Regions from separate parts of the Mus musculus genome. Here regions 1, 2, 4 and 5 are each linked to region 3. Evidence: chromatin loops called from intact Hi-C (ENCODE). Cell type or tissue: heart. All regions are shown on one strand. Links, peaks and the distances in the headings refer to the core of each region. The heading gives the core; the rest is flanking DNA.

What was found. Hi-C counts contacts between places; a loop is a spot of excess contacts. Peaks named below come from ENCODE experiments on the same cell type or tissue, not always from the same donor. Only the 100,000 strongest peaks of a DNase experiment are listed, where the experiment ranks them.
Region 1: it touches region 3 in a loop (8-fold over the local background); 10 of 42 quality-filtered maps call a loop at or near these places.
Region 2: a loop joins it to region 3, with 2.2 times the contacts of the local background. A loop is called at or near these places in 2 of 42 quality-filtered maps.
Region 4: a loop joins it to region 3, with 2.4 times the contacts of the local background. A loop is called at or near these places in 10 of 42 quality-filtered maps.
Region 5: a loop joins it to region 3, with 3 times the contacts of the local background. A loop is called at or near these places in 4 of 42 quality-filtered maps.

The regions. Positions count from the first base shown.
Region 1 is chr16:35,980,513-35,986,719 of GRCm38, reverse strand. It overlaps Kpna1 (karyopherin (importin) alpha 1), which reads right to left and starts at 3,357. Exons shown (of 14, transcript NM_008465.5): 1 at 3,212-3,357. It overlaps Gm15564 (a long non-coding RNA gene), which reads left to right and starts at 3,391. Exons shown (of 2, transcript XR_001781900.2): 1 at 3,391-3,668. In heart, for the core only: no CTCF peak of the experiment used is centred there; DNase peaks (open chromatin) are centred at 2,729, 3,409 and 4,969; H3K4me3 peaks cover 3,191 bases; H3K27ac peaks cover 2,022 bases.
Region 2 is chr16:36,874,194-36,880,400 of GRCm38, reverse strand. It overlaps a transcript of Eaf2 not described here and a transcript of Golgb1 not described here. Among named protein-coding and RNA genes, the nearest start is that of Golgb1, 7.7 kb to the left of the region's middle. In heart, for the core only: CTCF peaks have their summits at 2,864 (motif pointing right) and 5,100; a DNase peak (open chromatin) is centred at 5,310; H3K4me3 peaks cover 1,724 bases; H3K27ac peaks cover 1,442 bases.
Region 3 is chr16:36,068,379-36,074,585 of GRCm38, reverse strand. It overlaps Fam162a (family with sequence similarity 162, member A), which reads left to right and starts at 3,025. Exons shown (of 5, transcript NM_027342.2): 1 at 3,025-3,116. The coding sequence starts at 3,083. Ccdc58 (coiled-coil domain containing 58) reads right to left here and starts at 2,926. Exons shown (of 5, transcript NM_198645.2): 1 at 2,449-2,926. The coding sequence starts at 2,499. In heart, for the core only: CTCF peaks have their summits at 3,067 and 4,569 (motif pointing left); DNase peaks (open chromatin) are centred at 2,535 and 2,955; H3K4me3 peaks cover 3,989 bases; H3K27ac peaks cover 3,180 bases.
Region 4 is chr16:36,825,576-36,831,782 of GRCm38, reverse strand. It overlaps Eaf2 (ELL associated factor 2), which reads left to right and starts at 3,524. Exons shown (of 6, transcript NM_001113401.1): 1 at 3,524-3,732. The coding sequence starts at 3,627. Iqcb1 (IQ calmodulin-binding motif containing 1) reads right to left here and starts at 3,383. Exons shown (of 15, transcript NM_177128.4): 1 at 3,291-3,383; 2 at 2,710-2,779; 3 at 169-281. The coding sequence starts at 268. In heart, for the core only: no CTCF peak of the experiment used is centred there; a DNase peak (open chromatin) is centred at 3,472; H3K4me3 peaks cover 1,859 bases; H3K27ac peaks cover 1,229 bases; H3K27me3 peaks cover 255 bases.
Region 5 is chr16:35,871,512-35,877,718 of GRCm38, reverse strand. It overlaps a transcript of Parp14 not described here. Among named protein-coding and RNA genes, the nearest start is that of Parp14, 3.2 kb to the right of the region's middle. In heart, for the core only: CTCF peaks have their summits at 1,079 (motif pointing right) and 3,112 (motif pointing left); a DNase peak (open chromatin) is centred at 3,088; H3K4me3 peaks cover 154 bases; H3K27me3 peaks cover 850 bases.

The sequences.
Region 1 (6,207 bases), core at 682-5,681, 88 kb after region 3:
GAGCAAAGATATGCAGACCTCTGCTCAACTGCCTGACAGCCAGCTTAGCTGACAAGCCACAAGCTTCAGATTCAAGAGGCCCTTTCTCAAAGCAAGCAGGAAAGATTAATACAGGAAGATGCCCAAAGTCCTTCTCCAACTTCCACATTCACAGACATGAGCACAGGAACCTAGACAGTCATATGCTTGCAACCCTCATGTATATACCCCACATACACACAAAAAGAGCCTACCACTAGAAACAAAGTTTTTTATTTTGTTTTTGGTTTTTTGTGGTTCCCTTTGGTATGTGTCATGTCTAGTTAAAGATGTGTAACATTTCATGACAACATCCAAAAAGCATATAATGCAAGGACTGGAGAAATAATCCTGCAACAAAGAACTAACCTAGTATGTATAAGACCAAGAAATGGATCCCTGGCACCACAAAAATAAAAACAGCATAATTGCCTGGCAGAGGAGGACACACCTTTAATGCCAAAACTTGAGTTCCAAGACGGCCAAGTCTACATAAAGAGACCCTAACAAAAAAAAAAAAAAAAAAAGTATAATCCAAGTGTAGGTAATATCTTTATTCTCTTTACTTGACCATAGGTTTTCTAGGTCTGATTTTGTAGACCTTTTGGGAGGGTTAACTACAGGCCTCTGGCATGCTATACTCCTGCAGGTTTTGCTTTCTTGTTTTGTGACAGGGTAAAGTTCTAGGCTAGCTTCAAAACTCAGGATCTTCTGGCCTCTGTCTGTGCTAGGATTATAGGAACTAGCTACTATCTCTTACAATGCATTTTGAGACAGGGTTTCTCTGTATAACCCTGGTTGTCCTGGAACTCACTTTGCAGACCAGGATGGCCTCGAACTCAGAAATCCGCCTGCCTCTGCCTCCCAAGTACCGGGACTAAAGGCGTGCGCCACCACACCGGGCTTTACAATGCATTTTTATCAGCAAATATTTTTTTCCCTAGAACAAAGTCTTCTTCTAGAGGTTTCTGGACTAGAAAGATGGTTCAGCTGTTAAGAGCACTTGCTGTTCTTGCAGAAGACAGGTTTGGTTCCTGGTACCCAAACTCAAACCATCTTCAACTCCACTTTTAGAGACTCTAACACCCTCATATGGCCTCTGCAAGCACCAGGCACCATCATGATGCACTTACAAACATTCACACACTTAAAAAGGAAATAAAATATTTATAAGAAACAAGCTATTCTTTTTTTTAAAAATATTTGTTACTATACATAAGTACACTGTAGCTGACTTCAGACGCACCAGAAAGGCACCGGTGTCAGACCTCATTACAGGTGGTTGTGAACCACCATGTGGTTGCTGAGATTTGAACTCAAGGCCTTTGGAAGAGCAGTCAGTGCTCTTACCCACTGACCCATCTCACCAGCCCAAAACAAGCTATTTTTAAAACTAATACTGTGTTCTTCCGTGCTTTCATTTATGCTAGGAAAAGCTAATATCTGCTTCAAAGTTGCTGTAAATTTGCTTTTATTTCTTTACTTCTTCTCAGGCCTCCATCTTAAAATTGTATATCACATAAACGATAATCCGCCAAGAATAAGTTATTTCAGCAAAACTAAAAAGCTAAACCATTCTCAAGTTCCTTTCAAAATTTAGACCTTTCAGCCTTTAAAATGGAGAAAGGAGGTCAGGTGTGACAACACACGTCTTTAATTTCAGAATTCCAAGAGCAGAGGCAGGTGGATCTCTGAGTTCAGTGGCAGCCTGGTCTATGTAAGAATTCCAGAGCTATGTAATGAGACCCTATCTAAAAGTAAGTATATAAATAAGTAAATGTTGTACACATCATGAATACAAATTTATACTAACACCCGCACGTGCAGGCATGCTGTAACCCCAAACACTTGAGAGGCTGAGGCAGGAGTGTTTTGAGTTCAAGACAACCAATGTAATGCTAGGCCAGCCATGACTAAATAGTGAGACTTGTCTCAAAAACAAAGAAAAGGCAACCTACAGGCAAGAAGGTTGGGACTAGTTAGTACCTACTTTGATATCTAGACTGATGGAAATTTTGAACTGACTGTGTAGTTTCTGTGTGACTCTGAAATCCTGCCACCCCGAAGGCCAGGGCAGGATAAGAAGCTCAAAGCCAGCCTACCAAACAAAACCCAACCTCAAAAAAAAACAGGCTGGGCAGTGGTGGCGCACGCCTTTAATCCCAGCACTTGGGAGGCAGAGGCAGGTGAATTTCTGAGTTCCAAGACAGCCTGGTCTACAGAGTGAGTTCCAGGACAGCCTGGTCTACAGAGTGAGTTCCAGGACAGCCAGGGCTACACAGAGAAACCCTGTCTCGAAAAAAAACAAAAACAAAAACACAAAAAAAAGAGGAGGAGGAGGAGGAGGAGGAAGGAGGTGTTTGACGGAACTCTTTTAAGAGGGAAAAGGCCAGACAATAGTGTTTAATATCTCAAAAGCATTTCTCGGTGGCTGATTCCTATAGTAATTTACCAAGCCGAAGTTTAAGCCTTAAAATCAATTCATGTGAAACTTTTCATTGAAAAGTGGTTTGGAAGCAGCTGCATTCAACCCACACATTCTTTCTTGCCGATGTCCCTGATCCCAGTCACCCTCCAGTTTTCTGCTCCCAATGCGAGCCTCAGCTAAGGCTTGGCGGTTTCCCTCGCATCGCCGGCTCACACAGCCGACCAACTTGTCATTGCTATAATTACCACACCCCCGTCAGCAGCTCCAGGCCCGCGTAGTTATGACATCTGTAAACTGCAAGCCTCCCGTCTCCACCCCCACCTCCCTCCAAACACCGGCCCCGGTGGTAACCTGCCAACTCCCCGATCGGCCCCGCACGCCTCGGCCTCAGCCACCGCACTCCGCGCCGCCCGCCCCCGCCCTCAAGCTAGCGCGGCGCGCAGACTCCGCGCCGCCGCCCGGCGCCCCGCAGTCCCCGACGCCGCTTCCACCGCCGCGCCGCGCCGCGCCGCCCCGCCCCGACCGGCGTTCCTCACGGCGAGCACCAGCGTTCCCCACCCCCACCCCGCTCCGCCGCCGCGCGGCCGTTAGGACCGCCGGGCCCGTGACGCACCGGAGCGACGCGAGGGTCCGGTCCCCGGCGCGCCCGAGCCAGCTCCGGCTTCCGCCCGCGTCCGCCTTCGCCCCGGGGCCTCCCTCGGGTCCGCGGAGGGGGACCCAGAGCCGCCCGCCGAGGGGGAGGGGCCGCGAGGTGCCCCCACTCACCGGCTCCAGGCGACCGGTCCCGGTGCCACTACGAAGAGGGAGACGCTCGCTCTTGGCCCGCCCGCTGCGCCTCTTCTGCGCACAACCTTGACCAGCCGGCGCGCACCACGGCGGCGCTCACCAGGCCTCGCTCTCCGCTGCCGCTCACAGAGCCGCGAGACCCAGCTCAGCCGGCGTGCGCACTGCGCCTGCGTGCGGGGGCCGGCCGGCGCGCCTGCGTGCGCTTCTCCGCCGCCTGCCGCAGGGGCTGCCGGGAAGCGGAGTCTCCGAGCGTGGACGCCCTAGGCTAGCGGCGGCCAGGGAAAAGGCGGCGGCCAGGGCGTGGGTCTCTGCGGACCAGGTTGGCAGTCAGTAAAAGCGCAGACATATAGAAGTTATGGAAACAAACTTGTCCTTACTAAGCTCTTCCAGAATGGACGGATTCCCCCTCACATCAATATAGCTTCCCTCTCACATGGTAGGTACCTCACAGCCGAGCATGCTTATTGGATGAATGATGGCATGGTTGGAGGCTGAGGGAGTATTACAAAATACGTCAGTGTCTCACGTTCAAAGAATTCACATGCAACCCGTTTGCAGGAACTTTCTGGGTATTCTCTTCAGTTCTCACCCATCTTACCCGGTAATTTATTAGTATCATATAACATTAAATCGCTTTTTGAGCCTAGCATGACGGTAACGCACGCCTGTATTTTCAGCTCTAGGAAGTCTGAGGCAGGAGAATGGCGAATTCTAGACCAGCATTACTACGTAGAAAGACCCCTATCTCAAAAACGGCAATTTCCAGCGAAAATATTTGCGTTGCTATGAGAAGGCACGCTAAAACAAAATATTTAGGGAAATGACTTAACCGTTACATGATAGAATTTTTTTTTCTTTCTGGGGAGTAGAGCGGTGGCTTCAAAGGAACACTTTAAGACAGCAAGTAGAGGTCACAGGAAAATCACAACCACAGGACACGGTTTAACAAGTCAGTTTAAAAGGAATACTGAGGAGCACCGGACATGAATCTGTAGAACCCCCGAAGGGAGACCCTCACTCAAGTCTCAGGGATCGCGAGCCCAGAAAGCCACAGTCACGCTTGCTGCAAACACACGAGGTTTTTAATGGCACACAAACCAGCATGCTGAGGTCGAGACCCATACACCACGCAGGGGTAGAGGAGTCTGACCCCAACCCTATTTTCCAGCAGGTTTATAAAGGTAAAAACCAGAACCTAGGGGGAGGATGGGAGAGGAAACAGGGGAAGTCTAGGGGCGGATATTTACTTCAAGGCACCTGGGACATTGAAACATTTTGTGGTTGTTTTTCCCAAGAGTTCCAGGGAATTAGGCCATCTGGCCGGGGGCGGGGGCCCATGTTCTCAGGGCAGTCATTATTTTATTTTTTTACTCTTCATTTCCCCACTTCTTCTTGTGAGTAGCTCTAATCTTAGAGCGACCCCTCTTCTTCTTTCGGCAAAGTCAGGTACTGTTGTCGGAGCACCATTACCTGTACAACACTAACCCTGTCTTTTACAAAAGCCACTAACTTATTAAGAATGCAAGGTCCAAAAGTGAGCAAAAGCAAAAGGATGATTAGGGGACCGGCAAGGGTAGAAACAAGGGTGGTAAACCAAGGAGACTTATTAAACCAATTTTCAAACCAGCTCTGTCTATCTTCTCTTTCCCTTCTGCGCTTGTCTAACCGGCTCTTCCTATCATTGTGAAGCAGAATTCACCAAGCGTTGGATTGTTCACCCACTAATAGGGAACGTGAGCTGGGTTTAGACCGTCGTGAGACAGGTTAGTTTTACCCTACTGATGATGTGTTGTTGCCATGATAATCCTGCTCAGTACGAGAGGAACAGCACCTTTTCTGGGGTCTGATGAGCGTCGGCATCGGGCGCCTTAACCCAGCGTTCGGTTCATCCCGCAGCGCCAGTTCTCAGGGCAGTCATTATTTTACTTTTTTACTCTTCGAATCAATACATCTATAAATGTAAGACAGGAGGAGAAAAAGGACCACATGGGCTAACTGCTCCCACCAGATTGGCCTGAAGGCTCGTCGGTGGGGTGTTTTCCTGACTCACGATAAATGTGAGACTCACTGTGGGCGGTGCCACCTCTGGGCTGTATAGGATAACAAGCTGAGAGTAAGCCAGGGACCAAATTCCTCCATGATCTGCTTCAATTACTGCCTCCAGGTTCCTGCCTTGAATTCCAGTCCTGGCTTCCCTCAAAGATGCACTGTAAGCTGAAATGCCTGCCCCCAAGTTGTTTTGGTTAGTTTTATCATAGCAACCGAAAGCAAACTAGAACAACTTTCTCGATCCCTCAGTCCTTCTCTCCCTTTCTTCTCACTTTCTTCCTTCTGCGTCAGTATCATCTTCTCCACTAAGAGTGTGCTTGTTTACATGGAAGCTGAATTTGAGCAAAGCAGCTTGGGAGAAAGTGTTCTATCAGAGAGACTTAGGGGTTAGTGTTGCCAATTTGACCCAAGCTAGAATCCTCTGGAAAGAGGGGACCTCAATTGAGAAAATGCTTCCAGGAGATACAGTTTTAAGGAATTTTCTTAATTAGTGATTGCTAGGGAAGGGCTCAGCCCATTGTGGATGGTACCATCACTGGGCTGGTGGTTCTGGATTCTATAAGAAAGAAGTGTACTAAGCCAGGAGGAGCAAGCCAGTAAGCAGCATCCCTCCATGGCCTCTGTATCAACCCGCTGGAGTTCCTGTCCTGGCTTCCTTCAATGACTGCCTGACCATAGCTGAGCTGATATCTGATCATTATATTCTGCTCAGGAGGTAAGACTCATTCAACCTTGTGGAGGTTGGTTATTCCCTAATCCACCCTTACTCCCAAGTAGATACAGTCGTGAGCGTCCTAACCAAAAGTCTAGGTCTCTTCTCTTTGGCAAGGCCTCCTCAGCCCCATGAGGCAGACAAAACCTTGATCATTGGATTTGCAATCCTCAGTCACTGACTGCTTGGGAAAGCAAGGACAAGTGTGGGGCTC
Region 2 (6,207 bases), core at 734-5,733, 810 kb before region 3:
ATGGTAACTTTTTAATATATATTCAACATATGTACATATTCAATATATATATAATGTATATATACATATCCAATGTATATATAATGCGTGTATATGTATATATAGAGAGAGAGGAGAGAGAGGGGTTTTCTTAATCTGTTTTGTCTTATGAGAAGTGGTTTTTTTTAAAAAGGAAAATTTACAACTGTTAAACAATTATGTTTAAAGCCATCCATTAGGAAGTTTTATTGATAGCTATATAGTCCGTATGGTATATGATGTTGGGATTTAGGCATACAGTAGGTAGTAATCAATTTAGAGGAATTAGCATATTCATAAGGGCGTTTTCAGACTTAAAGCCAGGCTTTGTTACACACCCTGACCTATAAAGCCTTAGTTAGCTGGCTGCTTTCCATCACGTTCAGCTCAGATTTCTCTCCTCCACTGTACTGCATGCCTGCCCACCCCTCGGTGCCTGCCCACCCCGCATGCACTTACTTCTCAGAGTAGCTTGCACTATTACTACTTTTAGGATTAATGAGAAAAAATGCTAGAATCGCAGGCTCAGGATTCCTCAACTGCTTTTAAGCCATAGCTTTTTTAAAGAAATAAATATAGTGTGTTATGGTGCAGGCATGTATATACATACTCACCCGAAGCACTATACCTTAAACACCTTGCACATTATCATTAAAAGATAAGATGGGCTGACTGAAGAGAATCTAGAGGTGGGTGTGAAGGGATGGCAGGGCAGAAAAGCACCATCCTGGAGCTGGGTGACAGCTTTCTGCTAGCAGCTCCCCCACATCATGCTCCCAAGTCATTTTCCCTTGTTATGCCCGTTCCCTCATCTCAGGATGAACAAGGACCAGTTAGAGACACTAATGTGAGTCCATGAGCCAAGCGTGTCTTCTGTAACCAAAACTAAGGAATGAAAGGCATCTTTCACACAGCTGAGAGCTTTGTATAGCACAAAGGCTAGGAATCCAAGGGCATAAATGCTAAATGGAGCAAGAAGGTTCTGTCTATATATACACGGCTTGTGGAAAAACGCAAGTGGCAAATATGCTTGTAAGATCAGCAAACAGGAAGACACTGTGGTAAATTCCCACAAGGAAAATGTGATTGCTGTCACTTCACAAAGTGCCAGCATCACAAAGAACAACTAAACAGGAAACTCAAACAGAGCTCCAAGTGAAGGCCAAGCTTCTATAAAACAGGCAAATAGAAGGGCACTCTCCAAGTTCATGCTCGACACACCCTCCCTGCCGTATGATCTGACACTTCCCTGAAGAAGTACTGCAAAGTCAAATAAAATGCCTAGCGCTGGAGAGATGGCTCAGCGCTTAAGAGCACTGGTTGCTCTTTCAGAAAACATGCATTTGGTTCCTAGCGCCCACACAGTGGCTTACTACCATCTGTAACTCCAGTTCCAGGGGTACTATACACATACTTAGTGCACAGACATACATACAAGCAAAACATCCATACAAATTAAAATAAAATTTACAATAAAATGCGAGCAAAAAAAATTTTAAAGAAGTTTTTCTCAAAGCCTTCACTGTTTATTGACAATTACTAATTTAAAGATATGTATCTGGTAGGTAGTGTTTCACTAGGAATTATACAAGAAATAGATGGCACATCCCTAGCCACAGAGACCATAGTATAACTTGCACAGGAATAGAAGCAAAAGAGTCAAACAGCACAAATGGGTGCCTCTGTGTACCCACTCCCATTCCTTTCTCTGAAATCTAAATCACATGCCCACAAGTCACTGAGGCATTCATGTTCATCTCATGCATTTTTGATTGGCTCTCTGTGGTTTTAACGTCTTAATTTTCAAAGTGATCTACCACCAGCCTGAAGAGTTAATAGGTCAGTATTGCTACAACAGCTAGAAAATCCGTATCAAGATTAGGATAGACCTTTACAAGCAGAAATAACATTTCATAATACAAAAAACCTGATTTTTACTAACTTAGAAATAAATGGTACCTACAGCATATATACATACCACTGCCTACCAAACAATGCTCCAGGCCTTTACATAGAACTTATTTATCCTCATTGTTTAATTTTATCCAAGGACACTAAGAAGTAGATACAATCAATAGCTCTAATTTTAAGATGAGTAAACTAATATGCAGGGAATTTGTCCAGTGACACAATTCTACAAGTTTCTTGGCTGGTGGTGACACACAAAAGCCACCCCCTTTTTTTTGAGTAACTTCCTCAACCCACTCTTCATCCAGGATGAAAACAGGGATGTGTGTGGGGGGGGGGGTGGGGGGGTACCACATTAATAGTGATGTGGGTGACCTTATTTTTCTAGGTATGTAAGCTAAAATAACGATTCATAACAATTAGTATACCCTCAGGTAACTTATTTTTCCACATACAGGCTCACACAGACATAAGCACACTTGGAAACAAAGATGTCCTCACAGCAGTGTTTGACTGTTCATGATCACAAACAACCTAAATGCCCATCAGGGGAGGACTGCTAACTGTATTTCCTTTTTTAATTTCTACAAGGTAAGGCTGTATAGCTGCCTGAAAGAGTAGGGTAGTGTTTTATTCTCATGTTCACTGAAAATGCTCAATATAGATTGAATGTGCTATGTCAAAATTTTTGGTTTCAGATTTTGAAACACGTTGGATTTTGGAGTATTTATACACATATGAAAGAGTCATGTTGGGAACAGGAACTAAGTTGAGACACAAAAAATCATTTAAACTCCATATATATTTTACACAAAGAGACTGACAGCAATTTTACATAGTATTTTTAATAATTTGTGCATGAAGTTTCATGGCAATGAACTTTCTTTTTTATTTTATTTATTTATTTACTTTATGTGCATAAAATGTTCTCTAGGCATGTACAGGTACACGCCAGAAGGGGGCATCAGAACCCATTACGGGTGGCTGTGAGCTAAGGTAGTTGCTGAGAAATGAACTCAGAACTTTCTACTGTTAGCATATGAATACTCATAATACTTTATATTGAGCCCTTCATGATTCAGACGTTCATCTCAGAGCTGCTGTATAATATTAAGTGGCAAAAGGATGTATTATGACTTGCGGGGGCGGGGGAGTATGTACTACTGGCCTTTGGAATGTGTCTTAGGGACAAATGATTTCCAGAATTTCTGGAGTGGGGAATGGAGAGAGGCAAGTAGACAGAATTGTGCTTTGCATTATACCCTTTGGTTCTGGATTTCCATTGATCAAGAGCACATATAACTGAGCCAGGCAGAGGCAACGCTTGTCTCTAATCCAGCACCTGGGAAGCAGAGGCATGGGTATCTGTTTGAGGCCAGCCCGGTCTATAGAGCCAGTTCCAGGGCAGCCAGGGCTATCTGGAACTATTGAAAACACAAACACAAACAAAAACAACAAAAAAAGCAACCCTAAAGTACCTAAAATAAGAAAGAGGATTTCTCATTCTCTTCATTACTTCATAAAGTAGTCTTCATTAAGGGTTGGGGATGTAGCTTGGTATCAGAGTGCTTGCCTCACATGCATAAGGCTCTGAGTGTAGTCCAGTCTGGGTTGTTACTAACAGGCAGTATGTAATGCGCATCAATGTGTCACAAATAATTTATTGCTAGTAGGTAACCAAGAGAAGTTAATGATATATTTTATAAATAAGCATAGTCTCAACATCTCTTTAATCCAAATGGGCTGAGGTGCTGGGAACAAGAGAGTTAAAGGGAAAATCTTCTAAAGATGATTACTTTTAGAAAGGACTATATTCCAGTAGAATGGGAACCCCATTCCCACCCCCCCCCAAATCGTGGAAATCCTCAGAAATGTTGACCATCATCGTGAGAAACCAAGAGGCACATTTTATGTGATCTTCAAATTCCGTCGTGACCGTTGTAGACAGATTTTTTTTTTAATTTTTCATTTAATTCTCTAGTATTTTTGTATATTTTATAATCTGTGGTGTATTTTCAGAGATATTGTTACACTATCCAAATTAACATAAAATTTACTTAATCAATATACTTAGGAATACATTCAAGATATTTTACCTGTAGCATATGCAATTAAGAATGTTCAGAAACTACTTCTGTAGTTAAACAAATGTTAAAGCACAGTGAGGACGGAAGCATCAAACAGTCCTACCAGGATCAAGGAAGTAAAGGCCGTGTAACCAACACCAATGCTTCAGGCCAGGGCCTTCTGGAAGTAAGAGACCTACCATTTGGCTATACTTTTAACCTCTAAAATTTTTTAGTTGTCCTCATTTTTTTTTCTCCCGTGTCTACTCCAAGTCGTCTCATTTTTCTAACAGAACATTTCCTGAATCTGACCCTTTACGGTCATTCCGATCATCCAAACCCTATTTACTCATGTTTCTAGAAAGGCCTCCACACTTTGTTATAAACTCTTGCACAGTCCATCTTGCTCAAATCTGGAAATCCATTCCTTTAATGGAGAGCTTCCAACTATCTCTAAAAGTCAACGTGTTTATCCATGATTTTAAATATCTGTTCCACTCCCAAAACTGTCCTCTCCTCACAGACCAACTGCGGGGCTTTAAATAAACCAGGCAAATATTTCCTTCAATCGCCCTGAGGCTCGTCCTCCTGTTCTCATTCCTGCTGCGCAACAACAAACCCATGCCACAAGGCCACACCAAGGGTTTTTTTTTTTCCTCCAGAACTCCCTTCAACATTCCCTTCCTTCTGGATCATCTCTCCGTCATCTTCCTAACCCAACAGCAGGATCATTCGTGGGCCTCGACTGCGGTAACGGCGACAGCGGAACACTAAGTTTGTTCAGGGCTGGGGCGAGCACAGGGCTGGGGCAGGTTGCCTCTAGCGTCCCCGGCTCGGTGCCCAGGCTGGCTTGCCCAGGCCGCTCGGACACAGGGCCGTCCGTGCACGTAGGGCTGACCAGCTCGCCCGCCTCCGGGGCTCCCCGGGGAGGAACGACCCTGCCGGCAGACTGACTGGGTGTCTGTGTCCCCGGGCCGAGTACGGCGGCGGGCACTGGGCGACCACCTAGGGCGGGCGGGTGAAGGCGGCGGAGCCCGGAGGTGAGGGGCGGGGCGGCCGGCTGAGCCGTGTCCCGAGCCCCTTGGCCCGGGGCTCGCAGCAGAGCCGTTGCGGAGCTCCCCGCGGAGCCTGCGGCTCCCACTCACCTGCAGGCGGCCGTCCCAGCCAACTCCGGACGCCCCCCGCCCAATCGAAGCCACGTCAGCTCGGTAACCCAAGCACGGCGCCACCGTCGACGCGCCCCTGGGAGTCAGCCACTCGCCGTGAGACGGAAGGCTGAATCAAGGCGTCGACCTATCGGAGCGGTGCTCAGGGCGTTGCTATGGGAACCAGGCACGCCTTGTTTGTAACTAACTGCGTTACACTGACAGAAACCAACCAATGCCCTAAAGCCTTCCACTTCCTCAAAGACGGAGCCAATGGATTCTAAGAAGGACGTGCCGGGTGGAATCACATGGTGGGATGTGACCCGGAAGAAGATCCAAGGAGGCCTGAAAACACCGAAAGGGGTGGGCTTTCGGCAAAGATCAGGTGTTTGCTGTATGGGTTGGAAGTTCCGGTTTACCCTAATTTCTCATCTCGCGCTGTTCCCACTAAGGACTATGGCCTCGGCTTCTGAGGAGACTTTGGACTAGGGGCGCCAGCTGCTAGTATTTGCGATTTTGTGAGAACCAACCCGGAGTAGAGCCTGAAACTTGGTCCTTCCGATGGGGGAGAAAGCGATTTAGTAACGGAACTCCGATTTCAACCTGACGTCACAGGACATCACTCAGGATGTGAGGGTAAGAGACAGTATTTAAGAGTTGAAACGTTCCCCTAAGGAATTGGCTCTTCAGCTGGGATAAGCAAACAGATTTAAGGGCTCGGGCTCTGTGAGGAGTCAGTGAGAAAGAAGCTCCAACAAGAGACAGAAAAGCGATTTACGGGGGCGGGGGGGGGGCGGTGAGGAGGGAGGAAGGGAAGAGAGGAGGGGAGTCATTCTTTTTTAATGATGTCACCATCGGTAAATTTCCCAGGATATATAATCAATCCCTCACCTATATACATGAAAGCAACCCTAATTAAACTCAATGTATTTATTTTTCTTTTAGTGACATAAAAGTGGGGGTGGAGTGCTGGGAGAGTTTTCTAGAGGGACTGAGGAAAATAAGAGTGTTCATGATCAAAATGCATACATGTGTGAACTGTCAAAGAATAAAACCATGTAACAAAAGAA
Region 3 (6,207 bases), core at 360-5,359:
AGTTTCAGCTACTTGAGAGGCAGTGGCAGGACTTCTTGAACCAGGGTTACCGGGGCCAGCCTCCACAACATAGTGAGATCTTGTCAAATACATACATACACAAACAGATACACAAATGGAGGTCAGCAGGGCAGGAACCCTAATCTGCCACAACTGGGGTCCTCATTGGAAGAGGAAGAGATATGAGTGACATTGCTCCAACTGCAGAGGAAAGGTGTGAACACACAGTGAGAAAACAGCCTGCATGCCAGGAAAAGACCTCACCAGAAGCCAACCCCAACACAACCCTAATCTTGGAATTCTGGCTTCCAGGACTTTAAGAAACCACATTTCTGCTGTTTAAGTCACTTAGGACTGTAGTATTTAGTTACGGCTGCATGAACAGGCTAAAAATGTACCCAATAGCTGGGCGTGGTGGCATATGCCTTTAGTCCCAGCACTTGGGAGGCAGAGGCAGGAGAATTTCTGAGTTCAAGGCCAGCCTGGTCTACAGAGTGAGAGTATTCCAGGACAGCCAGGGCTACACAGAGAAAGCCTGTCTCAAAAAACCAAAAAATAAAAAATGTACCCAGTAAATTGTTGATTATATGTTAAAATGAGATTTGAAGCATCCAATTTTAAACTTTTTAAAAAATTCTATTTAGCTTTGGAAATAGGATGTTTTCTGGGAATGCTACAATGAAGGGGAATGCAAAAAGTTCAAAACTCTTTAAAAACCTTTTAAGCTTAAAATACATAGTTGTGTGAAAACAACATTAAGAATTACTAATAGTTGGAACTTGACAGAAAGTGACAGGGATTGCATAGGAAAGCCCATGAGAAAACTTTTGAAAATAAAAGGATCAATTTTGATGTTGACATAAGTCTGCCTTAAGAATATGTCCATGAAACTAGGAGGAGCATTTGTAAATACCTGTGCCCTGCATCATATGCAAAATATAACCCTCCAAATAGTAAACAAGTCCGGAACTTCATTCAATTTGCATGCAGCATATTTAAAAGCACTCATTTGTTTCAAGTGACTTTAAAAACCCTTTTTTTTGTTTGTTTGTTTGGTTGGTTGGTTGGTTTGTTTGGTTTTCTTGGTTAGGATACCTACATACAAAGTGATCTAACAACTCTTGAGAATATTAATTTTGTTTAGTAATTTGTGAGAATTCCAGTCAACCATGTTTTTCATAATTTTACCAAATTCATCTAAATGTAAATGCCATAGTAATGTTTTACATTGTTACAGTACCTTCATGTATGTTCTGGTTCTATCTGTGAAGGAGTGGGAACAAAAATTAATGCCTATTTACAAAATTAAAACATATGCTAAGACTGGTTCTGGGTAAACAAATCTTTTGATTTTTTTTTTTTTTAAACTCACAGATTCATTAGGTCTTTTGGCCAAGGGGCTGGAGAGATGATGGTTCAGTGGATAAGAGTATCTGTCTGTTCTTGCAGAGGACTCAGGTTCAATTCCTAGCACCCATATGGCAACTTGCAAAAGTTTGTAACTTCAGTCCTAAGAGATACAATGCCCTCTTTTGGCCTCTGCAGCTAATGCACAGATGTGGTGCACAGAAATACATGCCCACAAAACACCGATGCCCATAAAAATAAATGTTAAAAAAATACTTTTGGCCTAATTATTTACCAAATAAATCAATTTGGTGAGGTTATCTTCAAGAATACCACTACCTACAAGCTACTCAAAGTATTACGGTTACTACAGATAGGGAAATGACATGTTTAACAAATTTTACTATCTCTACTTAAAATACACTTTTAAAGGTCATGTTTTTTTGTTTTTTTGTTTTTTTGTTTAGCTTCAACTCTAATTTAATAGCAGAACCATCATTGTGAATTGATCAACATCCGGATCGTTATTCTTGAATTCTTGGTTAACTATTCAACCTTTGAAATTTTTAGTACCAAAAAAGACACATATTTGACTTAAGTGTTACACCTTCTCTCGGGATCAAGAAGGCGATAGCACAGACCAAGTATTTGACTTAACCCTCCCCCAAGCTTCCAAATATTCATTGTATCGCACCACACACATAAAAAGGCACTATGCCAAATACTTTATCAAGTACACAAGGTCTCTTTCACTTTTTCTCTCCCACAAAATCTCAACTTAGAAGTAGGGGAGTTTTGGTAGAAGCTGGGAATGAAGTTCGGAGAACTACTGAACTATTAACTATCCCTACCCACAGCTTCAGAGCTCGGCCTGACCGCTCCAGAATGACCCGGTGAGCCTCCGGCACCTCCTACGCTGAGCACCTCCGCTTTCCAAGGCCACCCCCAGCCCCCATGACCTCCAAAGGCTCCCCTATAAAAAGCTCTGAGCAACTTGCTTTTCCTACAGTTTGTCTATCCTCCCTTCCCGGACCAAAGCACCGACTGGGACGTGGGGACAAAAGGCTGGACAAGCTTGCCACGTGTGGAAAACCTCATCACCTGGAACTCGGCGAACTCTTCACAGTTCACACTGCCACTGGGCGCCGCCATATTGAACGAACACGAGGACCCCCGCAGCCGACCAATCACCGTGGAGCAGAGGTGTCCGCGGTGCTGCCTGACAGCAAATACCGTGAGCCCGGGCGGTTGCCTTTCCTCTCGCTAAGCCTAGAGCATCGGGTTGCTAATGAGGGATGAGCCCCTCGAAGAAGCGTCGAGAAACTAACGGCGTTTGGGGAGGTGAGGGTGGGCAAGCGGTGAGAATGACTAGATGTTTTTAAAAACATAGCTAAGTGGAAAGCAGGCTTCCTTCGGGCATTCCCGAAGCCCGGACGCCATAGGGCCCTGGTCCCGAGTCCCTCCGCGTGTGTGACTCGCTTGCACAGTCCTAAAACACTACTCAGCGCTTCGCAGTTGGCAGACATCGCCCTCCCTCCTCCGCCTTCATCATGCCCGGGCAGGCAGGGCGTTTGGCCGCATCCTCCGCTCGTCGCGCACGTCCCGCACGCCCGCTGCGTCACGCCGGCACGCCCCGCCCACCCCGCCAGCGCCCTCCCCACGCGGGCCCTTGGTGACATTGAGCGCCAGCGCCGCGGCCGCCGTGGGGTGCTGTGCGTCGGCGGAGCGGGTGGCCATGTGGAGCCTCGGCGGCCTGCGCCTGGCGGCTGGTGAGACGCGGGTCTGCGGGCGGCAGGAGGGGGCATCGCCGGTGGGGGTGTCCTGCTTACTGCAACCGTGTGAGGACCGCAGCGCCTTAGCAGACGCGGGGGGCTGGCCGAGACCCTGGTATCTGGCGCTCATTCACGCAGCTCCCATCTTAAGTTAGTGCCTTGATGCCTCCACCTGGTCCCCATCCTCCTGTGAGCTCCTATTAAGAGTTATCCACGGAAGTAATGCTTTCCACCCTGACTTTCTCCTATCCGTTATTCTACTTGTGCCTTCCTACTTGTCCCTCCCTCTTTAGGTGAGGGACTCAAAGATCTCACAGAATACGAGTAATTGTTGCCTTAAGTTGTGGGTGGTAGTACATACTTTTAAACAATAGTGCGGTAAGTGCCGGGACTCTCTTAGGGGAAAGTGTTATGCTAATAACGTAAGGTCTATAGCCTGTTTTCTCAGTAAACATTGGAGCGGTTGAGTGTTTTGGAGTCTGGTAACGTGAACGTATCCCGCCTCGGGGAAATCTAGAGAGCCTTGAATTATCAAGTTGAGAAATCAGAGAGTTTGCAGCTTGTATCTTGAGGGTCTTTAGAGGGTAGCTTACCTTTTGATCATCTTTATGAACTTTCATGATCTATCCTTTGTTCCATGGCATCAAATTACTACAGAGTTGTTAAATTTTTAGAGAAAGAATAGCTCCACGTTTTGTTATTGGAGTAATGTATATTGTAAATGTAATTGAAGCAATGCAAAAAAAAAAAAATAGTACATGGAGAATAGTTGCGTAAAGAGTAGCCGGTGAAGAGGTTAGATTTTACCGACTGAAAGACCTTTCAATGGGTCAGCATTGCTTACACCCTTAAAAACTCACACCCACTCTGCTCTAGAAAGAAAACGGAGAAAGAGAAAAAGCACTCATTCTTTTACTGGTTTTGATTTGTATCAGTTAAGATCTAATCATCTAAAATCTCGATGTGCATGTTTATTAAGTATTACAAAGTTTTCAAAAGAGCAAGCAAAAGAATCAGCAACCTGTGAGTTATGTGAAAGTCACTTAAACACTGGCAGTAGTTACTTTTCTAGACTGTAGCACACGTCATGGAAAGCTAAAGTGTCTTGGAAGATTTCTGATGTTTTGGAACTTCTCTGCTGGGCCTCTAACCAAGACAGACTTCCTTGCACAATTTAACAACAATTTTACTTCCGATGGGGAATGTTTTAATAGCACACCAAGGATGTTATGGGCAACGACTGCCAGGTGATCTGTGAGTGTCTGGTGTGTTGTGAGCACCTTCCAGTGATTTCTTTTACTTTTACCTATTTTATTAATAAAAGCGCTTTCTGATTTACATTATCTGATTTCTACAGCGCCCCCCTTGAATCTTATTCCCTCCTGTCTTTATAAATAAACATAAATCACAGGGCTAAATAACTTGTGTAGCACCACCTGGTGATAAAAGTCAGCACCAAAGGAGGGCAGTGAGTTTGTGTTATCCGAGTTCCTTGCTGCTGTTGATGCTGCTGCTGGAATATGCGCATGTGTAAGTTAACCATCTTATAGCCAGATGGAGCTTTTTTGTTTTCTTTTGGGACATTCACTATGTAGCTCCGGCTGCCATGGACCTCACTATGTGGACCAGGCTGGTCTCACAGATACCCTCCCCGGTGCAGCTGGGGCTCCTTAAGGTGAAATGCAGATGTGTTTGTGAGGTGGACATACACTTTCATACACAAATGGACTTTCAAGAACCAACTGCGATTTGATAAATAACATTGACCAAGTGTGTGGCAGCTCAATTAGAAATGTAATCTAGGCATTGTTTTCTTATTCAGAATACTATTCAGAATAAGGTCCTCAATTTAAGCAGTGGAGCTGTGCGTAACCGCTTCCTTTGGAACTCCTGGGTGGACTCCCTTCGCAAACAGCCTAGAGGGTTTATGGGCTTTAGTTGCTTGTTGCATGAATGTAGTTGTAGATAGATGCAGGTCAAAGTTGTTACAGAATTGCTACAGGTGAGAGGTCTTGTGAGCTTCTGAAATCATGTTCTGACGTTTATGATCATGTACTAGGAAGAGGGACCGAGGCTTAACGTCCATATCCCAGCAGTGCCGGTTCTCTTAAGAAGCACAACTGTTAAGACTCCGAGGCTAACTAGCTTCTCACCCACCCTGCCATGACTTCCATTAGCATCAAGATTAGCTTTGCCATAGAGTTACTAAGTTCTCAGCTCTTACAAGTATCTGTTAGTACATATTGTTTCGATGGAAGGACTCTAGGAAATATCTTGGATTAAGCAAATATAAGGTAAGTTTTCACATCTCTTTTCTCCTGAAAGCTGAATAAAATAGATACAACTTTTAAGATATTGTATCTTTATTTAGATGTGTGTTGTATGTGGAGTCTGTGTACACATTTTGTGCCCGGGTGAAGGCCCAAGAAGGACATGGGTTTCCTGCTCCATCACCCTACTTTATTCCCTCACTGAGCCTGGAACTAGGCTGGCAGCCAGCAAACCCAGAGATCCTCAGGTCTCCACCCCTCACCGCGCTGTTCCTTACAGCACTAAGGAGCCACACCTGGCTCCTTACGTAAGGGTAGAGGAGTCAGACTTATCCACTGATCCATCTCCTCGGCTCCAAGACATTGTAGCTTTCAGTAGGGTGATTGAGTCAGAAGAATGAATAGACTTACATAGTATTCTTCGTACCTTGAAGAAGTTCTGTTGCCCTGTGCTCCATTGACTTGTCAGCTTTTACAGTGACCTTTTCATGGCTGTCACCAGTGCAGAAACCATGGGCTTCCCCTGTCTAACCCATATCCCAGAGCACTGAAGCCAAGCAGTATTTGAGAAGTCATCTAGTCCCTTAATGTATGCAGATGAAGGAACTTAGTACTGCTTTTGGCTTCTTGCCAGTGCCTCATTACTTACCCAGCTGTCCTGGAACCCTCAGCCTCTGAGCACTGGGATGTCAGTGTGCACCGCCACCCTGGCTGCAGGAGGAAACATACGGCATAGGAAGGGAACTTGCTTGCTAAGGGTCACGTAGGTTCAAAGCTGGGACATAACCAATATCTGCCTCCCACTCTGATTTTAGTTC
Region 4 (6,207 bases), core at 593-5,592, 760 kb before region 3:
CAAGAGATACTTGTATTTATATGTTGTGATCATTAAAAATATAGCAAAAAAGAGAATTTTATTCCACAGTGTTAAGGTTTCTCCAAACAAATTAAAATACTAACATTGTGTCATGACAGAACTAGTATTTACCTAATGTCTTTCCTAACTATAAAAGTATTTTCTTACCTTTTAACTTCAATAATATAACAGGAACATTTTGTTCAGGACTTTTTGCAACTTCAGCAGCTAAAGACAAGATCCTTGGGTCTGTACCGGCTGGCTTCATTTTTTTCTACCACCTATGCTTAAACATAATAATTTTTAAAAACTCAAATGTATTAAGAATCAGAAATTGTACCAGCTTCACATTTACTCTCTCTGTGCAACAATTCTAATATAGACTTCATACAGGAGAAACAGACTGTACAACGAGTTGATATGGCAGGCTTAACTACAGCCTTTTCTTCAAAGGTCATTTTACAAGACTGGCTGTTGGCTAGTATCTAGAATGTGGATTTCAGAAGGATTTTTATTGTTCTCTTATAAGCTTAGATCACTGTGCCAAATCTATTATAAATATAATGGTTGTGGTAAATAAACATGTTTTCCTTTTAGATTCTGAGAATTCTGGTATTTTCTTTGTCTGATTTTCAATACATAATAGATACCTGAGGCATTTTACCAAGAGGTTTATTTAGCTCACAGTTCTGGAAGTTCAAGGGCCTTATGTCAGGGCACTGGCTTCTGGTGAAAATTGTCTTGGCTTTCCCATATTACAGATGGTATGATAGCATGAATAGAAGATATATAGCACAAAAGACTTGAGAGAGACTAAGGAGGGGGGCAGGCCTTTTTATTAACAGTCTTCTCTTAAGGACTATCTAAACTCTTACAAAAACTTTATCAATTCTTTTGAGGGTGGTGAGCCCAATGATATCTTGATGGTTCCATTACCTCTTAGTATTGGCATAAAGAACCAATCTTTCAATACAAACCAGTAAAAATTCTGGTCACTGAGTGTCTGATAGGCATCTCTAATAGAAAATACTTCACAGGTATGGTCACAACTGTTTTCCTTAAGAAATTATGTATACTCTGTAATTCTACTAGAAGTGGGTCTTGGAAGACTGTGCTTGGTTTTCTGCGGATTGTATCCTATATGATCTTTTCACTTTACTGACTTTGCTTTACATATCTTCACTATAAAGTACAGCTACAAATAAGACAATGTATGTGTTGAATCCTGTGAGCCCGTCCACCTAATCACTGAACCTGGAGATGGTTTGGAAAACCCCACATACTAGACCTAAGAAATGTTATGAAATTATAACAAAATTTAAAATTACTTATAGTCTATCAATTCTAAAATTCAAAAATCCACACCTCAATTTTTTTTTACTAAAGCTTTTCTATATAAGTCTATATAGTTTTCTAGGTAGTTTTCTATAGTTTTTTACTAAAACTTTTCTTTATAACTTTTCTATATAAGTATTTGAAGCTCAATAGTATCATTAATATAAAACATATTTTAATTAATAAACATATTTATTATGAAGAACTGTGCTAAATGGGTTTTAATGCATTATTTTATCCTTTCAATGGGGTTATGAAATAGTTACCATAATCATCTTAAATGTGCAGTTAAGAAAAATAAAACTTAGCTGGACATAGTGGCACATGCCTTTAAATCTCAGCACTTGGGAAACAGAGGCAGGTGGATCTCTGTGAGTTCAAGACGGACCTCTATATAGTGAGTTTCAAGACAACCAGAACTATAGTGAGACCCTCTTCTTGAGTAAAATATAAATCATTAATAGACAAATCCACTGAAACTATTTTAAAGAAAGCCCAATAACATTCCTAGCATGTAGAAGATGTAAAACTTTCCAAGAGAATGCATGTTGTCTTACTCTTTCCGGTGTCTACATTATCCTGTTCTTTGTAAGAATTCATCAAAATATGCTTAAACATTCCCTTCACTGGTGGCCATTCTGATTGCAAATTACTTTATACAATATGGTAATAAAATCAATGTGAAAGTATACATCCACTCACTTGTGCCACTGAACAAATCCCTCTTGACATTAGATGGCCACAAAATCAACCACCTGGGTTTCTCTAAACCAGTGTTTTCATCTATGAACATAATAGCCATCCCTTGTCCCTAGACTTCAAAATTTATAAGGCATTCAGCAATGATTAAGTCTAAAAATATGAAAGTATTGCTGAACCCAAAATAATTATTTAGAGAGCATGTATTAACTCATTTAACCACCTCAACAATTCTAAGGAATGGCATTATTTTTTACATAGCTATTATTATTTCCCCAATTCTAATGATAAACACATTTGTTTGATTTGCTTGCACAAAAATCACATTGAGAGTATGAAGCTGACGTACAAGCCCAGAGATTCTGGCTTCAGAACCTTCGTGCATAAATACATTGAACAATCTCTCCTTGTATCTTTAAAGGGTAGAAGGCAAAAAATAATCCCTCATCCATCTGAAAAAAATAAATTGACAAACCTATTTAAGGTAGAAGTGCTGAAAGCATAGTCTGATGCCACAATTAACCTGAAGAATCACCTGAGGGGGCTCACTGTAGACTTTCTCTGAATAATCCTCCAATACAAAGCACGCTTTCTCCTACTTCATAACACTTCTGTGAGGTGGGGTGTGTGTGTGTGTGTGTGTGAAGGCAATTATCAATCAATTGACGCTCTTACCCTACTGCTAGACTGATCTCTGAGAAATCAAGAGTCCCAAGGCCGCGCTCTTCAGTGCTTCCAGGAATCACTACAGAAACAAATGCCAGAAACAAACGTACAGCAGTCAGTTACCCCTAACCCTAGGCTTCTCCGTCGCCTCCGGAAACGCCCCCTCCTCAGGTCCTAACCCCGGCGGGAAAAGCCTGTGTTTTTAAAGGGCTAATTAAAAAATAATAAATAAATAAATAAATAAATAAGAAAGAAAGAAAGAAGAAAAAATAAATAAATGAACGGCCCTTAAAGGTAACTGCGCGGCTTCCAGAGGTTTCCAGTCTGGTCACATCACCTGAGGGGGCGCGGCTGGGGTTCCAGACCCGCCTCAGAGCAGCTAGGCCTCAGGAGGCCCCAGGCCTGGGCCCGGCCGCCACCTCTCGTCAGGCGTCCGTTTCCACACCAAACCTGCGGGCCCGGCGCGGAGGAGGCCCACGCTCCCGTTACCAGGCCCCGCCAGGCAGTTCTGCCCTGGGTGTCTGGCGTCCTAGCTTCCCCGCCCCCCTAGGGCCTTTCCTCCATCCCAGCCGCCATCTCGGGTCTGTTACCTCATCTCTTTCCCCGCGTCCGTCCACCTCAGGGCCCGACCCGCACAGCGTACCTCAGCGAGGCGGTCTCCGCCGAGCTGTGTGCGTCGCGACGCGGGAAGGGGGCTAGGGGCGGGGATGGTGGCCAGGGGCGGGGCGGGGCCCTGGGGCGAGGGGCGGGGCAGGTGTCTCCAGACAGCCAATCAAGACTCGGGGCGCTCCAAGGGGCGGCCGCACGCGTCTGGAGGTGAAAGGAGCTGGTCCCGGGCACCGAACTCAAGCTCGCAGCCAGTGCAGCTGTTCCAGAGGCTGTGGCAGGGGACGGCGAAGGCCAAAAGCGGGAGGCAGGGGACGAGGATGAGTGGACCAGCGGGACTTGCATACCTGGACCGTCGCGAGCGGGTTCTCAAGCTAGGCGAAAGTTTCGAGAAGCAGCCGCGCTGTGCCTTCCACACCGTGCGCTGTGAGTGCAGACTGTACCCCGGGTTCCTTCTGGGATGGGAGGGTGGTATGGAGACAGACTCCTCCGGATTCTGTAATTCTGTCCCCGCCGCTCTTTGCTCCCCGGGAGACCAGATGGCACAGTGATCCACTACCCAGTTGCCAGCCTCTGTGCAGGCACCTGGCGTCCCACAGTGTAGGAGAACCCTGGAAGGGTTTAAGTGAGACTGACAGACCTGAGAGGAAGTTTTGTGGGACGATCTGCACGGGTGGCTGTGGAGACTAGCGTGACAAGTGGATGGTGCAGAGTTTGAAAAGGTGACAGACAGATGGAACAAAGGACCGAATGCAGGGCAAAAGTGATGTGGAGAGGCCACAAGGACATTTCTTCCCCATTCTGGCTGATGAGGGTTCCCATTTAGTTTGTTCTTGGGAAGAGATTGTCAGCTGTCTCAATCGTTTGTATCTCTTTCCATCTCAGATTTCATGGTCAACTAAGTAATTACTGATTATCAAAAATTGAAAGATTTTTTTATCTAGTTTCTTTACTTTAAAAATCTACCTCCTAATGATTTCTACCCTTTGGTGTTTTGTTCTCTGGGATCTATTTTAATAGGTTATCTCTAATATTGTTGAAAAAGAGGTTATAATGAGCCTTTTCGTTTTAGTAATTAAATGAGATGCCAGCACGAAAAATATAACTTAATTTTGTATGTAAAACTTCTTTTTTGCATAATAGGCCACAGAATTCTAGCGCATAAGGGAAAGGTCACTGAGTTGTGACCTCTGTGTGTGTGTGTGTGTGTGTGTGTGTGAAATTGTAGATTTTTTTTCACATCTCTTTTGCAGCCCAGCTCTTCTTTACTGTCTGCTTGTCCTACATTCTCCACCATTCTGTCCTTTTCCTTACAAGGTTTATATTCTGAAAAACACTCATTTAAAACTCAGTCTTCAAAGTTTAAGTTGTAGACAATTCATCTATAATAACTCAGAGTAAATGTAGGAAGAACCAATGGGTTTAACCTTCCATTGATTATATTTAAGCTTTATAAAAAGGCTGCATTAAGCAAAAATATCATGTTTTGGTGGAATAAATGGGAGAAGTTTACCAACAGAACTTCAGTAGTGCTCCTTGTTTATTTTGCTCTGGGTTACCATCCAGAGTTCCCCACAATGAATCAGTGAGTGTTGTGCAGCCATAGTCTCTCTCCCTCTCTCCCTCCCTCTCTCTCTCCCTCTCTCTCTCTCTCCCTCTCTCCTTCTCTCCCTCCCTCCCTCCCTCCCTCCCTCCCTCCCCTCCCTCCCCCTCTCTCTCTCTGTCTCTCTGTCTCTCCCCTTTCCAAAAGCAAGGTACTGTTCTTAACTGACCTCTCAATGCCCCTTTCCCAAGTACTATGTCCTTTTCCTCTTCCTTCTTCTCAGGCATGCAGTGATCTTTTGTTTTTCAGTACAAAGTTTAAAGTTACAAAAAAGTTATTTAGTGATAGATATGTTTATTTTTTTTATGTGTATGTGTGGGCCTGAGTCTATATATGCACATCATATTATGCAGTGCCCTCAGAGACCGCAAGAGAGCCTCAAGTCCCTTGTAAGTGGAGTTAACCGTGGCTATCAGTGACCTGATGCTGGTGCTGAGAAGGACCCAAGTTCTCTGTAAGAACAGCCAGTGGTGCTCTTAACTTCTGAAACATCTCTCCAGTCCCTCGATGTATATATATTTTACAGCTTAGATATGCATTCTCTTCCTACAGATGCAAATCCAAAATTAAATGAATGAAATACAGCTTTTGAAAAGTGCCTTGCAGGTGTTCCTAAGACTTTTATTTATGGGTTCTTTACAGGATTAATTACAGCGTTAGAACTCAAACCCAGGGCTTTGTGCATACTAGTCAAGTGCTCTATCGCTGAGCTACATCCCGGCTTTACAAAAGTTCTTAAGATGTTGAAAACATATTTTCCAAATTAGAGTCGGATAATCGAGCCACAAGAATGACAATAAACAAGCATATGCCAAAAGACAAAGCATAATCACAAGCACAGTAAACAAGCTTAGACTCCACCCTTAGTCCTGCAGAAGACTTAAAAAAATACTGTCTCCCCCCCCCCCCGCCCCACCCTATCCAATTAAGTATAATATTACACAGAATCCTTTTAGGTTTATTTGAACAGGTTCATTTCCAGTGTCCCCTCAGTCTCAAGAACTCGTAAGGAATGGAAACTATATCATATAGTATTTGACATTTATGCAGAGCAGGTGGACCTAATTTAAACCACTCAAGCCAATGCTATTTGAGATTAAGTATTGTTTTGTCTCATATATGGGATAAATCTTGCCTATCTTTTATACGAATGCTTCAGATAAGCCTGTATGTGAACCCTGAACTTCACCAAACCTGTGTGTAACGTGACTTTGGGAACAGTCTCTAAGCTTTCAACCACAGTATTCATAGGTGAAAATGGTAATATCTACCTTTTTGGATTCTTTCCTAGAGAGGTT
Region 5 (6,207 bases), core at 468-5,467, 200 kb after region 3:
GTTTATGTGACTATTTTTTTTTGAGTTTGTTGAAAGAAGATTACTTTCATGCTTTTTCTAGGGTGTAGTTTCCCTCATTGTTTTAGTTTTCCATCTATTATATTTTATAGGGCTGGATTTGTAGAAAGATATTGTGTAAATTTGTTTTTGTCATGGAATATCTTGTTTTTTCCATCTGTGGTAATTGAGAGTTTTGTTGGGTATAGTAGCCTAAGCTGGCATTTGTGTTCTCTTAGGTTCTGGGGTAATTTTGATAGGTCTTTAAATGTTACTTGACCCTTTTCTCTTCCGGTTTATTTATTTATTTTTGGTTTTTTGGTTTTTCGAGACAGGGTTTCTCTGTATAGTCCTGGCTGTCCTGGCCCCTTACTGCTTTTAATATTCTTTCTTTGTTTTGTGCATTTGGTGTTTTGACTATTATGTGATGGGAGAAGTTTCTTTTCTGGTTCAATTTATTTGAAGTTCTGTAGGTATCTTATATGTTTATGGGTGTCTCTTTCTTTAGGTTAGGGAAGTTTTCCTCTATAATTTGTTGAAGGTTTTTACTGGCCCTTTAATTTGGGAATCTTTGCTCTCTTCTATACCTATTATCCTTAGGTTTGGTCTTCTCATTGTGTCCTGGATTTCCTGGATGTTTTGGGTTAGGAGTTTTTTGCTCTTTGCATTTTCTTTGGCTGTTGTGTCAATGTTTTCTATGGTATCTTCTACCCTTCTCCCTTCTATCTCTTGTATTCTGTTGGTGATATTTGCATCTATGACTCCTGATCTCTTTCCTGGGATTTTTATCTCCAGGGTTGTCTCCCTTTGTGATTCCTTTATTGTTTCTATTTCTATTTTTAGATCCTGGATGGTTTTGTTCAATTCCTTCACCTGTTTGGTGGTGTTTTCCTGCAATTTTTTTTCTTTTTTAAAATGTGTAGCCCAGGCTGGCCTCAAACTCGTGATCCTCCTGCCTCTGCCTCCTTCAGCAAATCCTACCAGTGTGCACCACCACTACCGGCTCCTGCAATTCTTTTTTTTTTTTAAAGATTTATTATTTATTTATTATATGTAAGTACACTGTAGCTGTCTTCAGACACTCCAGAAGAGGGCACCAAATCTCGTTACAGATAGTTGTGAGCCACTATGTGGTTGCTGGGAATTGAACTCAGTACCTTTGGAAGAGCAGTCAGTGCTCTTACCTGCTGAGCCATCTCGCCAGCCCTCCTGCAATTCTTTAAGGGATTTTTGTTTGTTTGTTTGTTTGTTTCCTCTTTAAGGACTTCTAGCTGTTTACCTGTGTTCTCCTGTATTTCTTTAAGGGAGTTATTTATGTCCTTCTTAATGTCCTCTGCCATCATCATGAGATGTGATTTTTAAGTCAGAGTCTTGCTTTTCTGGTGTCTTGGCGTATCCAGGGCTTGCTCTGTTGGGCGAACTAGGTTCTGATGATGAGTTCAGTTTCTGTTGCTTATGTCCTTGCCCTTACCTCTTGCCATCTAGTTATCTCTGGTGTTAGCTGGTCTTGCTGTCTCTGACTGTGTCCCTCCTTTATGCCTGTGTGTGTCAGCACTCTTGGGAGACCAGCTCTCTCCAGGCGGGACCCAGGTATGGAGAGCTGTGGCACAGGATCATCTCCAGGCTCAGTTGGAAACGGGAACCAGGAGAGACTGTTTTAAAATAAAACAAAGTGGGGGGAAAGTGTTATTTAGCAGTAAATTCATCCAGTCCCAGATCTTTCTTTGTGAAGAGACTTTTAAAACACAGATCTATTTTATTTTTTGACCATGTGTGTATATTTGTGGCATCCAGAAGAGGGCGATTAATCCCCCGGAGCTGCAGTTACAGGTGGGTGAGAACCATCCAACACGGGTTCTGAGAACTCAGTTTCTCTGCAAAAGCAGTGTGCTCTCTGAACCTCTGAGCCATCCCTCCAGCCCTGTGAGCAGACTTAGAATCACTACTTCAGTATCATTGTTGTGAGTCTGTTTAAGTTATTTCTATCTTCTGGGTTTAATTTTGGTAGGTTATATGCATTGAGAAATTTGTCCATTCCTTCTATGGTTCTCAACTTTTTTTTTTTCTGAGTAGAAGTTTTCCAAATATTTCCTAAGGATCTTGAGTTTCACTGGAGTCTGTTGTAACACTTCCCTTTTTATCCCTAAATTTTATTAATTTGGGTCTTCTGTCTCTTTCTTTTGGCTAATTTGGTTGTCAGTCTTGTTAATATTTTCAAAAACCCAACTCTTAGATTGATTTTTGTGGAATACAGTGTTTTATGTTTTATCATTTTTATCAGTAAAACTTACAATAAACACAGAGAGACAAACTTTCCCGCCTAAGTCCCTCATGGTATCATTTTGGTATATATTGTGCATAGTAAGATGTATGAATGCGACAGTGCTGTGTTTACTGTGAGTCTTGAGAGGTTCCCATGTGGATCTAATTCAGTGATTATCTGGCAGAAATCCAGAAAAGGTTTTTATTTTTTCTTTATTCTGCACAAACTACGCATGATTAAGTTGTAACTTTCTTTAAAAAAAAATTCATGTGAATGAATGTTTGCCTGAATATTATGCCTGTACACCACAGTTGTGAACATCATGTGGGTGTTGGGAATTGAACCCAGGACCTCTGGAAGAGTAGCCAGTACTCCCAACTACTGAGTCATCTCTCTAGCTCCCATGTTGTACCTTTCTGAAGATACTGTCTTTCCTTCCCATCTGTGGTGCTTGATCTCAATAATCACCTGGAAGATGGACCTCAAGGCATGCCTGTGGGGGTTTATGTAGGTAAACAGAGGTGGGAAGTCCTGCTCACTGTGGGCGGCACCATTCCCTAGGCTGGAATCCTGGAGAAAGTGAGATGATCAGAAGCATTCATCCCCCTCTCCTCCTTGACTGTGGGGACAATGTAACAGCCACCTCAAACTCTTGATGCCCCCTCAAAATCTTGTTTCTGTGACTCCTGCACTATGGTGGATTACAACCTGGAACAGGAGTTGTCAATTTTCTTGGTAGTTTGGATGACACAGGGATGAACTCCAAGAAAAGTCAGCACTCTAGCCTACCTAAGCCAAGCCCTCTACACTGACCGGGTCCAACACTGTTTGGCTCAGGTGATGAGCGCCATCTGCAGGCAGAATGCTGGAAATTGGAGAAAGATACCTGGATACTGTTCAGCATTATTTAAAGATCAGGAATTTTAAAAAGCCCAGTAAATTCTCTTCCGTGCATCTCTGATCTTCTTTGTACTGATTCAGTTCTTTGGTATTAAGTAACAATATTCAAGTTCTGTCTTTCTCCAAAGAACCTTTGAACTGGACAGACCTTGAGATAGATTTCATATCTTTCTTTCACTCACATCTGACAAAATTTAATGCAACCTCAGGGACACAGTTTTCAAAGTATACAAGCAAACTAAGCACTTAGTGGTGTTAAATCATAAAGAAAATCATTCTAAGATGATTCTTGAGTTCACATATGCTTTTACCATTTACTGTAAATGGAAGCAAATTTGCACATTGTAACAAATGTGTTTCTTTTTATAGAGAGAACTAAATCATGGCTCAAATATTTGCTACTGCAAGACATGAAGCCCTTTCAACTTTCTTCAGAATATTTTTTTATTTTAAAATTGTCAATGATGAGAACCCTACTTTGAATTAAATACACAATATAAAATGACAGAAGTGTGTTTAGGACCATTTCAGAACTTGGAATAGAAATTCTGTCTTAATCACAAGCCAAAATTCACTGAAAGAAATTTAATTATACTTTTTTTATTTAAGTGTATGGGTATTTTGCCTGCATGTATGTCTGTGCATCATATGTGTGAAGTGTCCGCAGAAGCTGTAAGTTTTACTGGATTTCCTGGAACTGGAGTTACAGGTGGTTGGAGTTACTATGCAGGAGCTGGGAGTCGAACCTGGGTCCTCTGGAAGAGTAGCCTGTTCTCTTAACTGCTGAGCCAGCTCTCCAGCCTCTGAAGTAGCAATTTTTTTTAAAGATTTATTTATTTATTATATGTAAGTACACTGTAGCTGTCTTCAGACACTCCAGAAGAGGGAGTCAGATCTTGTTACAGATGGTTGTGAGCCACCACGTGGTTGCTGGGATTTGAACTCCGGACCTTCGGAAGAGCAGTTGGGTGCTCTTACCCACTGAGCCTTCTCACCAGCCCTGAAGTAGCAATTTTTAAAATCAAGCATTCTAACATGGTACGATCCAAAGATAGACTAACTTGTCATGTTGACAAATGACAGCAGGAACATATTAAAAGTCTGCTTTCTATTACTAAGACATTAAGTTTTTTTTTTTTTAAGAACAGAAACATTGTATACATTAAAAACTGTGATCCATATCATAGTCTCTCATCTGAGCTGAGTGTTTCAGAGAGTGTTTACTGGTATTGTCTGGTGTGAAGATTTTATATGTGCAAAAGTGCACATGTGTGCTCAGAACACAGGCTTCAGTGGTGCCAGGAGATAGCACCGGTAAGCAACGGAATGCTATGTAGTTGATTTTGATTTAATTTTTGGTTATTGTGCCTTCAGAAGCCTTTCAGCGTTACCAAGATTTTCTCAAGTCTCACACTGGGTTGTGCGATCGGTCTGATTACCATCTACAGAGAAATGGGACCTATCTGTAAAAAACCGTTAAAATTGCCTAGATACTCCCACCTCCAGCCCCGGTTCACGGCTTTCATTTACAATGCCTAGCTGCTGGCGCCTGGGATGTCCTGGCTGACACCACCAATATCTCCCACATCCCTCTTTGTACCAACATTTGCCCATATCGAGAACTTTTCTGTTTTCAAAAATATTTAACTCCAAGAAACAAAATATCAACTTTCTGAGCCCAAACCCCCATCCCTCACCCGGCTGCTTGACTCCTGGGTCTTCCTGTCCATTCAAAGTTTTGGAAAGATCTGGGAAAAAAAAAATTGCCAGGCGGTGGTGGCACATGCCTTTAATCCCAGCACCACTGGGAGGCAGAGGCAGTTCGAGGCCAGCCTGGTCTACAAAGTGAGTTCCAGGACAGCCAGGGCTATACAGAGAAACCCTGTCTAGAAAAAAAAAAAAAAAAGGGGGGGGGGAGGGGGGAAGCTCTGAGTGCTGCCTCGGCTTCCTTCCTTTTTTTCAGACCTCGGTCCTCTTCAGACTCCCCATCGTCCCTGTTCTCCATCAGATAGTGTTACCAGGGGCCCCGAGGGGGTCACCATACTCTAGCCCTGGACCGGCAAAGCCTGCTTTAATGCGTATCCCAAATATTCGCTCATCACGCGTTAAGGATATACAGATTCCCAGTCTCTTCTTATCCCGGTCACAGTAGGCGCACCTCACTCCTGTTGCTTGGACCACTCCTGGATGAACTGTTCATATCTTTCGGCCAATCTTGTCTCCAAAGGCAGCTTAGAGGCCATCACGTTCTTCCTAGGAGGGGGAATGGGGGAGGCGGGTGTCGGAGCCCCAAGAGCCCTAGACCAGTAGCGGGACCAGAGCCCTCTCCTGAGCACCCAGGTCAGCCTGGCTTTCTCTCACTCCTGTCGAACTCAGCCACCATGCAGCAGCCTAAGTTATTTTGTGTAAGTGAACCACAAAGCCCCAGAGACCCACCATCTAAGGTCATTTCTTAGTAGTTCTTAGGCTCTCGGGTAGCACGTCCCTTGCCCAGAAGTGCTACCTGATCTTTCCATAATTGGGCTGGGAGCCCATGCTCTTCTGCTCCAACACCTGTGTATTTCTCCCTAGAGTTGTCGACCGTCTCCTGTGTCCCCATACCTGTGTCCCTCCGTTGAACACCCAGAAAGCATGGACGCCAGCACGCGTTCCTCAATACTGGGAGTTTGTAAACACAAAGTATGCACAGATGAGAAAACAGAATTCTGAAGCAGGAAAGTCAGGTCAGATGCCCTCGGGTGGTCCCCCAAGTGAGCAGGGAGCATCCTGAGAGGATCGTTTTCCTTCTCTTATACAGCGTGGGTTTTCAGGTATGCAGAAACTATCCTAGTGATGGAGCAGGGCTCAGCTGTAGCTCAGGTGGAGTGCGGGCGGGGCCCAGCTCTGGAGCTGCTAAGGAGGTGGCCTGGAGGCTAGAGCTCGGGTGGAGGATTGACTGGCTTCTGTTGAGAGCAGGAGAACAAAGTGCCTGGGGGTGGGTGGGTGGTAGCTCTGTGTGTGTGTGTGTGTGTGTGTGTGTTGTTGTTGTTGTTGTTGTTGTTGTTGTT